2 separate regions of the Homo sapiens genome follow, and region 2 is linked to region 1. Evidence: chromatin loops called from intact Hi-C (ENCODE). Cell type or tissue: ascending aorta. All regions are shown on one strand. Each heading gives the region's core, and the rest is flanking DNA. Links, peaks and the distances in the headings are about the cores only. Region 1 has its middle 8.4 kb from the start of LINC00173. Region 2 has its middle 42 kb from the start of MED13L.

The links. A loop is a pair of places that touch in the nucleus more often than their neighbours do. Peaks named below come from ENCODE experiments on the same cell type or tissue, not always from the same donor. Only the 100,000 strongest peaks of a DNase experiment are listed, where the experiment ranks them.
Region 2: it touches region 1 in a loop (4-fold over the local background); 5 of 110 quality-filtered maps call a loop at or near these places.

What each region holds. Positions count from the first base shown.
Region 1 is chr12:116,522,362-116,527,736 of GRCh38, reverse strand. No RefSeq gene overlaps it. Among named protein-coding and RNA genes, the nearest start is that of LINC00173, 8.4 kb to the left of the region's middle. In ascending aorta, for the core only: no CTCF peak of the experiment used is centred there; DNase peaks (open chromatin) are centred at 1,825 and 2,116; H3K4me3 peaks cover 1,378 bases; H3K27ac peaks cover 2,352 bases.
Region 2 is chr12:116,317,481-116,322,855 of GRCh38, reverse strand. No RefSeq gene overlaps it. Among named protein-coding and RNA genes, the nearest start is that of MED13L, 42 kb to the right of the region's middle. In ascending aorta, for the core only: no CTCF peak of the experiment used is centred there; DNase peaks (open chromatin) are centred at 1,785, 2,825, 3,907, 4,465 and 2 weaker places; H3K4me3 peaks cover 2,421 bases; H3K27ac peaks cover 4,138 bases.

The DNA of each region.
Region 1 (5,375 bases), core at 115-5,114:
GAGAGATTTGTAGGCTGTGCACAGACTGTGTATTTTTTGAAAGCCAAGGAGAGGAAGGCACATTAGATATGATAGGCAACTGGGAGCCAGTATAGATTCTTGAACAAGAAAAGACAAATCCAGTTCCAAGGGAGACTAAGAAGAGACAGTCCAAGAAGAGAAAGTGCAGGGGACGAATCTGGTGGTGTCATAATTCTTTTATGGAAGGATCTGACTTTATTGGTTTTAGGGGTAAATGTTTCTGGAGAATCCTAGAACTCTAAATCTGCAAGAAATCTTGAGGTTGCTCTCGTTTTAGGGATAGAACAACCGCAGTCCAAAGAGTTACATCTTCCAGTCATAAGGCAAAATGGCAGCCAAGTTGGTACTGATCACTATCAGTCCTTATTCCTACCCGAGACCAGCTTGTCTCTCTGTTGCCTTCCATCCCAATTCTAAGATTTTTTTTATTTTTCCAGAGACAGGGTCTTGCTTTGTCACACAGGCTGGAGTGCATGGGCACAATCATAGCTCACTGCAGCCTTGAAGTCCTGGGCTCGTGGCATCCTCCCACCTCAGCCTCCCAAGTAGCTGGGACTACAGGAACACATAACCATGCCTGGCTAATTCATTTTATTTTATTTTTATAATTTTGTAGGGACAGAGTCTCACTCTGTTGCCTAGGCTGGTCTGAAACTCCTTGCCTCAAGCAGTCCTCCTGCCTCAACCTCCCAAAGCACTGGGATTACAGTCCTGAGCCGCTGCACCTGGCCCCAATTCTAAGATGTTAACCACATGTAAGCCTTCCAGGAGAACCTCAGACCCTGGTCCACTTCCTGGAGTCCCACCTAAAACTCCATTTTTCCATTCATTTATTTATTCATGTAACACTGAGACCCGAACATTCAAAGACAGACATGCTAATAGTTAGGGTGGAGTGGAAGGGAGATAATGATGGCACACAGTAGGTGTTCAATAAATATTTGTGGAAAGAAAGAGTCAAGGAGGGAAGAAGAGTCCCTGCCCTCAAATAGCTCAAAATGTAATTTGAGAACAGACACAAGTGTTTATATGGGATGCAAGCCGTGCTTTCAGAGGGATATGAGCCCAGGTTCTGCAGGCCCAGGCAAGACACTTCACAGAACCAAACAAAAAAAGTTGACTTTCAACTTCTTTTATTTATTATTATTATGATTTGAGACAGAGTCTTGCTCTGTTACCCAGGCTGGAGTACAGTGCCACGATCTTGGCTCACTGCAACCTCTGCCTCCTGCGTTCAAACTATCCTCCCACCTCAGCCTCCATGTAGCTGGGATTACAGGTGTGCACCATGACACCCGGCTAATTTTTGTATTTTTAGTTGTGGCAGGGGTTTCACCATGTTGGCCAGGCTGGTGTCGAACTCCTGACCTCAAGTGATCTGCCTGCTTCGGCCTCCCAAAGTGCTGGGATTACAGGCATGAGCCACCGTGCCTGGCCCCAACTTCTTTTATAAAAAAGTATTTAACTCAACTAACATTTATGGAGCCCCTACCATGGGCCGGATTGGGGATTAAAATTTCTGCTTTTTCCCCATGGGTTATGCATTAAATCCAAAATGGGTAGGCGATCCCTAGAGAAAAGACAGAGAAGGAGAAAGGAAGAAGGAGGAAAAAATACAAAGTCGTCAGGCTCCCAGAAAAAACAGATGATGCTAGTTTCTCTGAACAATTTTGGACTTCTTTTTCCAACTCCAGCCACCTCATTTGCTTTTCCTTTTGCCCATGGACTCCAAGGTCCGTGGCTCTGGTCTACGGGGGAAGGGCCAGGCATGAGCTACATGGAATCAGACACCCAGAGGCCTCCTCTCCATCTCCCTTTTCCAGTTATTCAGCGTCCTCAGGCCATTTCAATTTTACGTTGCCAAGTGAACATAAATCAAGGGGCCGCCCAGTCTCCTAAAGAAACACTGTGGGACTTCGCAGAGCCTTTCCCAGGGTGTGCACCGGGAAAGAAGGAGAAAGAGGACTAAGCAGAAAGTTACATGTGGCTCCTTTAATCACCAGGTAGAAAGAGAGAGGAGAAAGTTCAAACAGAGCCCCTGCAAGCGGCGCCGGGAAGCCAGCTCTGAGCTCCACTGTTCAAGCAACTGCTGTTGGCATCACAGAGGTTTGTCTTGGCCCAAACCCGTCCCGGGAAACACAGAGACGCTCATGCACTTGGAATTCGCTCCCTTAATGATTCACTCAGCAACTCGGCACAATTACAAAAAGAAGGTGAAAGAAAGGAAGGGAGAAAAGAAGAAAAGAAAAAGAGAGAAGGAAGGAAGGAAGGAAGAGAGGGAGGGAGGGAGGGAAAGAGGGAAGGGATAGAGGGGAGGGACTGAGGGAGGGAGGGAAAGAAAGAGAGGAAGGGAGGGAAAGAAGGAAGGAAAAGAAAGGGAGAAAGGAGAGAGAAGGATGGAAGGAGAAAGAAAGAAAAAGAAAAGAAAGAAAGAGAGAAAGAAAAGGAAGAAGGAAAGAAAGAGGGAGGGAGGAAGGAAGGGAAGGAAAGAGAGAAAAAGAACAAAAGAGAAGGAAGGAAGAAAGAAAAGAGAGAAAGAGAAAGAAAGGAAAAATCGCCACACCACTGGCTGAAGGTGCCCTCTCCCAAATTCCTGGGGCATGACTCAAGTTGGGGCCGGGGATGGGGAGCAAGAGACAAATTTTCTGAGAGCTCCCATGAGGGGACGCTACCAGCTGTGAGCTGATTGCAAGTGAGAACAAAGCAGCAGCGATCTGCAAAGGTCTAACTCAAATGCTGTCTGTTGCACTCCACGAGCTTTGGAGAGAGGTACTAGATAAAACAATGAAGTAAGGGGTGTTGCCAAATAGTCGCCTTACGTTGAGTGCTCATCATATGCCAATGGTGTATCCACATGTTCCATCTCTTATCTCGCAGAGTCCTCACAGCAAACCCAGGAGCAGGGTCTTCAGCCCCATTGCACAGGTGACAGAGCTGAGACCTGACCCATTCCTAACCTGCCCAAGGACACACAGCTAAATAGCCAGGGGGTTCCGAATGTGAAGTTAGGTCTCCTGTGACTCTGTGATATGCCCTTGACCACTCTGCCCTCCAGCCTTCATTTACGGCTCAATTCCCAAATGCCACCACCAGGAATTTGACATATACCCGTAACCTCCCCAATGACATGGAAAAACTGAGCAGCCATTCACTCAATCATGGAAAATTTAAGACCCAAGGCGCGTCCTTCCCAGCTCGGTTACTGAGATGCTCAGCAGCCCTCGGTGCTAGTAAGAAGGGCACACTGGGGCGAAATGCCACTCGATGAACAGGAGCCCTAACATGAAGTCCTCGGACCCTTGCACAGGTAGAATTCAGGGGTCCATAAATTTAACCCGGGAAAAAAATGACATCTTTATTTGCACTAACTTCTCTTTTTTTTTTTTTTTTTTTGAGACAGTTTCACTCTTTGCCCAGGCCAGAGTGCAATGGCACGATCTCAGCTCATTGCAACCTCCACCTCCCAGGTTCAAGTGATTCTCCTGCCTCAGCCTCCCAAGTAGCTGGGATTACAGGTGCGTGCTACCACACCTGGCTAATTTTTGTATTTTTAGTAGAGATGGGGTTTCATCATGTTGGCCAGGCTGGTCTCGAAGTCCTGACCTCAGGTGATCCACCCATCTCAGCTTCCCAAAGTGCTGGGATTACAGACATGAGCCACCGTGCCTGGCTTTGCACTAACTTCTGATCAAATGGCAACATTGTCTTCTATTAGGAATGTAAGTGACAAACTGCCGTGGTATCAGCAGTACCTGTGACTTTGGCACCCATACAAATCACAGATGTGTGTGTATCACCATCAATTGCTGCAGATATATCAAAATATTGTTGTGCTCCTTACTCCTTGGAAGTTACAGTAGTAGATAGACCAGGGTTAGATCTTGCTACTTAGTGGATAATAAATAAGCTTACCTGTTACTATTTTACAACGTTGGTTTTTAATATTTCAGTATCGTTATTACCGTCTAAGTGATTTCCTTGGCAATCAGGTCAGGAGTTCGACACCAGCCTGGCCAACATGGTGAAACCCCTGCCACTACTAAAAATACAAAAATTAGCTGGGCATGGTGGCACATGCCTGTAATCCCAGCTACCCAGGAGGCTGAGGCAGGAGAATCACTTGAACCTGGGAGACGGAGGTTGCAGTGAGCCAAAATCACACCATCGCGCTCCAGCCTGGGAGACAGAGCAAGACTTTGTCAAAAAAAAAAAAAGAAAAAAAAAAGGAAGGAGAGGAGAAAAGAAAAGAAGAAAGAAAAGCACGATTCTAAAAAGTTCTATCAAATTGCCCAAGGGATTTATGGTCTGTACCTGGGAAACTTTGAGGTGAGGCCTCTACTCTGTTTTTTGTTTTGTTTTGTTTTTGAGACGGAGTCTCACACTGTTGCCCAGGGTGGAGTGCAGTGGTGCAATCTCTGCTCACTGCAACCTCTGCCTCCTGGGTTCAAGCAGTTCTCCTGCCTCAGCCTCCCAAGTAGCTGGGATTACAGGCGCCTGCTGCCACACCCAGCTAATGTTTTGTGTTTTTAGTGGAGACAGGATTTCACTATGTTGGCCAGGCTGGTCTTGAACCCCTGACCTCGTGATCCACCCACCTCGGCCTCCCAAAGTGCTAGAATTACAGGCGTGAGCCACCGCGCCCGGCTAGGCCTCTACTCTGGAAGTTTGCAGCAAAATTAGGGAACAAGACAAATGTATTCATCAATATGTAAAATGCAATCATAAATGTCAAACAGGCCATGTGCGGTGGCTCACACCTGTAATCCCAGCACTTTGGGAGGCTGAGGCAGGTGGATTACTTGAGCCCAGGAGTTTGAAACCAGCCTGGGCAACGTGACAAGATCCCGTCTCTACAAAAAGTACAAACATTAGCTGGACATGGTGGTGCATGCCTGTAGTCCCAGGTACTCGGGAAGCTGAGGTGGGAGGATCGCTTGAGCCCGGGAAGTGGAGGCTGCAGTGAGCTGAGATCATGCCACTGCATTCCAGCCTGGGGGACAGAGCAAAACCCTGTCTCAACAAAAACAAAACAAACAAACAAAAAAAGTCAAAGAAAGAGTGAGCTCTTTCAAGACAGGGACTGCATTTTTTAAAAAAAACTCTTGTATCCATAGTACCCCAAACTGCCAACAATCAATAGCAGTATGTTGCCAAAAAGTAATGCCAAATGCATCTCAAATCATCTCAATTTATACTTCTGGCTACTTACAAGCTGAGTGATCTTGAGAGAGTGACAATTACCTTGGCATGCCTCGATTTCCTCATCTGGAAGATGGGCTTAACAAAATCTCTTTCTCAACATTGTCGACACAATCAAATGAGATCAAGGGTGTGAACTCGCCTAGCATAGTCCT
Region 2 (5,375 bases), core at 154-5,153, 200 kb after region 1:
TTTTTTTTTTTCTTTAAGCAAATGCAATTCTCTGGGTACTTACTGTAAGAGGATTTTAGTCATTGGAGACATTTAAAAAAAGATCTCAAGCGAGAATTTTTCTTCACATTTTTTTCAAAGGGATATTTACCCTGGAAAATGCTACATTTAGAAAAATTGTGCCTTAGATGACAACAAGCCCACTGATTTGAGGTTGGGGGGAGGAGAGTGGGGTGGAGGAGGTTGGAGGCTGTGTGAAGAGAGTTCTATTTACCCATGAGCCAAGCATGATTTTGGAGTTCATTTTCATTCATTTATTTTCATTTATTCATTCATTCATTCAATCAATCAACAAACACATATTGAGGGTCTGCCATAGGCAGAGTACTGTGCTAAGCAACAGAATTATAGCCATGAACAAAACACTGTCTTCAACTTCCCAACCCCTCTCAACCTGGTACTGCCAGAGAATGACACCCTAACGTGTAAAGATGGTAGTTCTCAATGGGGGAGACAACACTGCCCGCCAGGGGACTTGGACAATGTCAGGAAACATTTTTTGGTTGTCACAACTTGGGGATGGTGCTGCTGGCATTTAGTTGGTAGAGGCCAGGGGTGCTGCCAAACATCCTACAATGCACAGGACAGCCCCCGCAATAAAGATTTCTCCAGCCCAAAAGTCAGTAGTAAGGACCCTGCCCGGGCCAGGCGCAGAGACTCACACCTGTAATCCCATCACTTTGGGTGGCTGAGGCAGGAGGATCGCTTGAGTCCAGGAGTTCAAGACCAGCCTGGGCAACATAGCAAGACCCCATCTCTACCAAAAATTAAAAAATAAAAAATTAGCCATGCATGGTTAGGTTCACCGGTAGTCCCAGCTACTTGGGAGTTTGAGATGGGAGGATTTCTTGAGCCCAGGAGTTGGAAGTCGTAGGGAGCTATGATCACACCACTGCACTCCAGCTCCAGCCTGGGGGACAGAGTAAGACTTTGTCTCTAAAAGAATAAAAATTAAAACAAACAAACAAAACCACCTACCCTAAGGCATGTAAGATATGTAATGAATTAACTTCTAGCCAATGGCTCTAGTTAGGCACCATCCTTAGGTGAACAGAGAGAGTAGTGGCTCAATTCATTTTCAGTCAGGCTTTATTTTATCATGGAACTCTGATTGAGAAAGGTTGGTACCGTGGCTACTCAGAGCGTGGTCCATGGACCGGCAGCATCAGCATCCCCTGGGAACTTGTTAGAAATGCAGAGTTGGCCAGGCATGGTGGCTCACGCCTATAATCCCAGCACTTTGGGAGGTCGAGGCGGGTGGATCATTTGAGGTCAGGAGTTCGAGACCAGCCTGGCCAACATGATGAAACCCCATCTCTACTAAAAATACAAAAATTAGCCGGGTGTGGTGGTGGGCACCTATAGTCCCAGCTACTGGGGAGGCTGAGGCAAGAGAATCACTTGAGCATGGGAGGCAGAGGTTGCTGAGCCAAGATTGCACCACTGCACTCCAGCCTGGGCAACTGATCGAGACTCTGTCTAAAAAAAAAAGAAGATGCTTTGTGTCTGGAGTTCAGCGAGCGAAGAGTGATCAGAACTGAGAATGGTGAGGCCAGCAGGACATGAGGGACTTTATTCTAGGAACAAGTGGGAACGGTTCTGCTGGGCTTGATCCCCAGCCCCTTATCTGGTGTGGCACAGGCAGGGATGCTATTTGTGACCATGGGACAGGGTGAGGCTGTTCTAAGCAGCTGAGAGAACTGGTCAGACCAGGGTCGGAATCCCATGAATGGTAATTGTCCCAGGTGACCCAAGTCTGCTGTGAGACAGAGCAAGAACAATGCTGATGGGGCCACATGGCTCCCCCACCCCTCTGACTTAAGGCTACAGAGTCATTATGTCAATATATTTTTGTACAGATTTTGTAGTTTATGACACATTCTGGCAACGTTTAGATGCAATTTCAATGAGCCAGAATGTAGTACTGTAAACCCAAAACTGGATATCCCTTAAAGCTGTTAGAATCTGGCAGGAGACCTGCTCCCAATTACAAGCACAGTTTCCAACTTCACTATTCCCATCCTCAAAGCACTGAAAACAAAATCCATTTTTAATGAGGGACTACCAAACACTTTGCATTCTATTAATGTCCCCTTTGGGCTTCCAAGCACCAGCATACCTTACACACAAGGACTGACCCCTCCTAACTGATTATCAGGGCAAGGGAGCTTCTGCAGGTTTCCCTCGCCAGCACAAATATGACGACTGAATGAATGGGCATTAAGTCATTCTGTTGTCATCTTCTTCAATGTCTATCAGCACATGGATGGCCTATGGGGCCGGGTGGGGATTCAGGTTCAAAAGAAGTCATTTGCTCACACAGACAGTATACATTCAGCTGCCTGTCTCCCTAGCATACGACTCATCTTACAAACCATCCATTATCCACTCGGCAACTGGCAAATGTGAACTTGGCCAATGTCGAAGCAGAACGATGAGATTCAAGTTAGAAGAAGTGGGAGAAAGTGGGAAAGTACAAAGAGGAACCAGACGGTTTTCCAACCTGTAAGAACATGTTGTATTTACCAGGCCCAGTACAAAAGCCAAACTCTGTTCCTGTTGTTTGTCTTCTGCTCGGGGGCCTGGGTTATGTTTGGTGCAAATAGGACAGTGCACCCCCTCACTTCCATCTGATGATTGGCGTATTGTTTAGAGACGATGAGGGGTAATCTTGTGCTCTGGAGGAAGTTGGCAAGAAAGTTTAATTCTATAAAAAGAAACGCGCGGTCAGGATTCGGTTTCCTATTCTGAGTCAAGGCAGAGAAGAGAGTCAGAAATTCCAACCCAGAGGGTCAGGACGGGCTCCAGGACCTCTTGAATCACATCTGAAACATGTTCCCCCTGCTCCTTTCTCCTCCCTGTTCTTACAACTGGCCAACTGGGATTATACAACTTGCACTAATTTTATCCCACATGCGGCTGTTTCTTATTAGGAGCCTGTACCTTTTTTTTTTTTTTCCCCTGTGCCGTGTCATCTCTCTTCAATCAGGTGAGTAACTCCACTTCTTAACAGGGAGATTCTGTTCATTTTCTTGGCTGGACTCAAGAAATGTGCACTTAACTTTTTCTTAAAGTGTGAACGTTCATGTTTTTAACCCCGTCATCTGCCTTTCTCTCGCCTAAGTCTTGCTTTCCCCATTCTGAAAAGCTCTACTCAACCAGCAACCAACGGAAAAGTGAACATTGGGTGTCAATCAACAGAATGATTTTGGTCGCCCAATACCCAACAACTGTTTCTAGAGGGTTTTGTTTTCTCCCCCACCAAACTGGTGCTTTTTTTTTTTTTTAACTGAATTCACCAGATGTTTTGGCAGTGGATAAAACCTGGCTTTCCTGTCTTCCAAGTGGATGAAATTGGATCCAAATCACAGCACGTTGCCTCCGCTTCACCAACCAAGTACTTAATGGTTGTTGAGAATAATGCAAAGATTGAGATCAATTTTTCTTTAGGCGTCGGGACTATCGGATCCAGGTGTTAGCATTTTCTGGCCTTCCGGGCCTTGCAGTGTTTCTAGGGAAACCCCAGATCCATGAGTACGAGTGGGTTTCCCTACTGTTACCTTTCTTCATCATTTCGATTTTTCTGGCTGTGTTTCAGAAACTGCAAAACCGCACCCCGAAACCCCTCTGTGGAGGGTGAAATGCAACAGTGGCACACGCACGATTCAATCACGTCTGGAGGAAAACTGCTATGCAATTCCTATTCCGTCTTTGCAACTCCAGGCCTCCCCGAGCCAGAGGGAGAAGCGGGACTCCTTCGTCGGCCTCCAGTCCCTCTCTCCCCCATGCCCTGTTTGGCTTAGCACAAGCCTGAGCGTGCCATGCCACCTCGCCAGACCTTGCCAAAATCCGTGAATGGCACAGAACGCACATTAAACAGATGGAATGCAACATACATGTAAAGAAATAAGAGCTTTGCCAGGAAAGTTGGCAGCGGCTCCAGAATGCTTTAAACAGTGTGGGGAGGGGGGGTAGGGAGAGGGAGCCCAGAGTCGGCGAGGCTGCCTCCTTCTCCAGAGCTGTTTCTTTTACAGCCATGACCTGTTTTGCCAGTCAAGATAAATACCGTTTTAAATGCCCCCTTTTACTGGCTCCTGGTACCTTGGCAATGCAGTCTGAAATATGACCTGCTCTCATTGGAAAAATGTCCTTTTAAGTGAGTGGAAAGGAGGTACTCCTTCTAACCAGTCAGTAGGAAGGTTGTGGATGGCGGAGCGCTCTGAACACAGACACACTCGGGAAGTAGATGGAACCGCCATGGAGTCAGTACTGCTCGTTTATAAGCCACTGCCTTTAGAAAGTTCGTCGTAGACACAGAGTCACGACTGGGGAGCGCGGAGCTCAATGTCTAGGCTTTTCTGGCACCTTTGGCTTCAGCAGGAACAGTGAAAGGGCAGCCCAGGACGGCTGGCTATTTCACAAGGCACCTCGGAACAGCCACGCCTTTCCTTCAGAAGAAGAAAAAGAACGGTGCTAACCAGGTGCGGCCACAGTTCAACCCACTCAGGCCATTTAGCTTTGCCAGTCCCCACAGTCACAGGACGGTCGGTAAACACGGCAGCCGCTTGCCGCACGCGTGAGAAACTAGATGGATCTACCCGAAAGGTTTGCCATCACAGCAGACGTTCATGAAACAATTTCTGCATGCCAGGTACATACCAGGCATAGCTAATGAATCATCCCCCTATCTCCCGAGGTAGGCAAAGCACTACCCCTGTTTCCCATACGAAGAACCTGAGGCTCAGAGAGGTTGAGTAACTTGTCCAAGATTTCACAGCTATTCAAGGGGAAGCTGGAATTTGAACACAAGTCTGTCTAGTTGGCTGGGTGCAGTGGCTCACGCCTATAATCCCAGCACTTTGGGAGGCCAAGGCAGGCGGATCACTTGAGGTCAGGAGTTCGAGACCAGCCTGGCCAACATGGTAAAACCTCATCTCTACTAAAAATACAAAAACCAGCTGGGTGTGGTGGAGTGCGTCTGTAATCCCAGCTACTTGGGAGGCTGAGAAGGAGAATCGCTTGAATCTGGGAGGCAGGGGTTGCAGTGAGCCAAGGTCGAGCCACTGCACTTCAGCCTGAGCAAGAGAGTGAGATTGTGTCCAGAAAAAAAAAAAAAAAAAAGTCTGTCTACTCTAAATGATTAGATTGTCAGGGCCCCATGCTGGCTTCTACCAAAATGCTCAAGGCACACATGTTACAGAATCATCTTCTTCATCCTTAGAACTGCCCAGTATAATCAAGTGGTTGCATTCTCCATTAAAGATGCTATAGGATGTATCAGTTTCCTGGGGCTTCTGTCACAAATTATCACAAACTAGGTGACTTAAAACAACAGA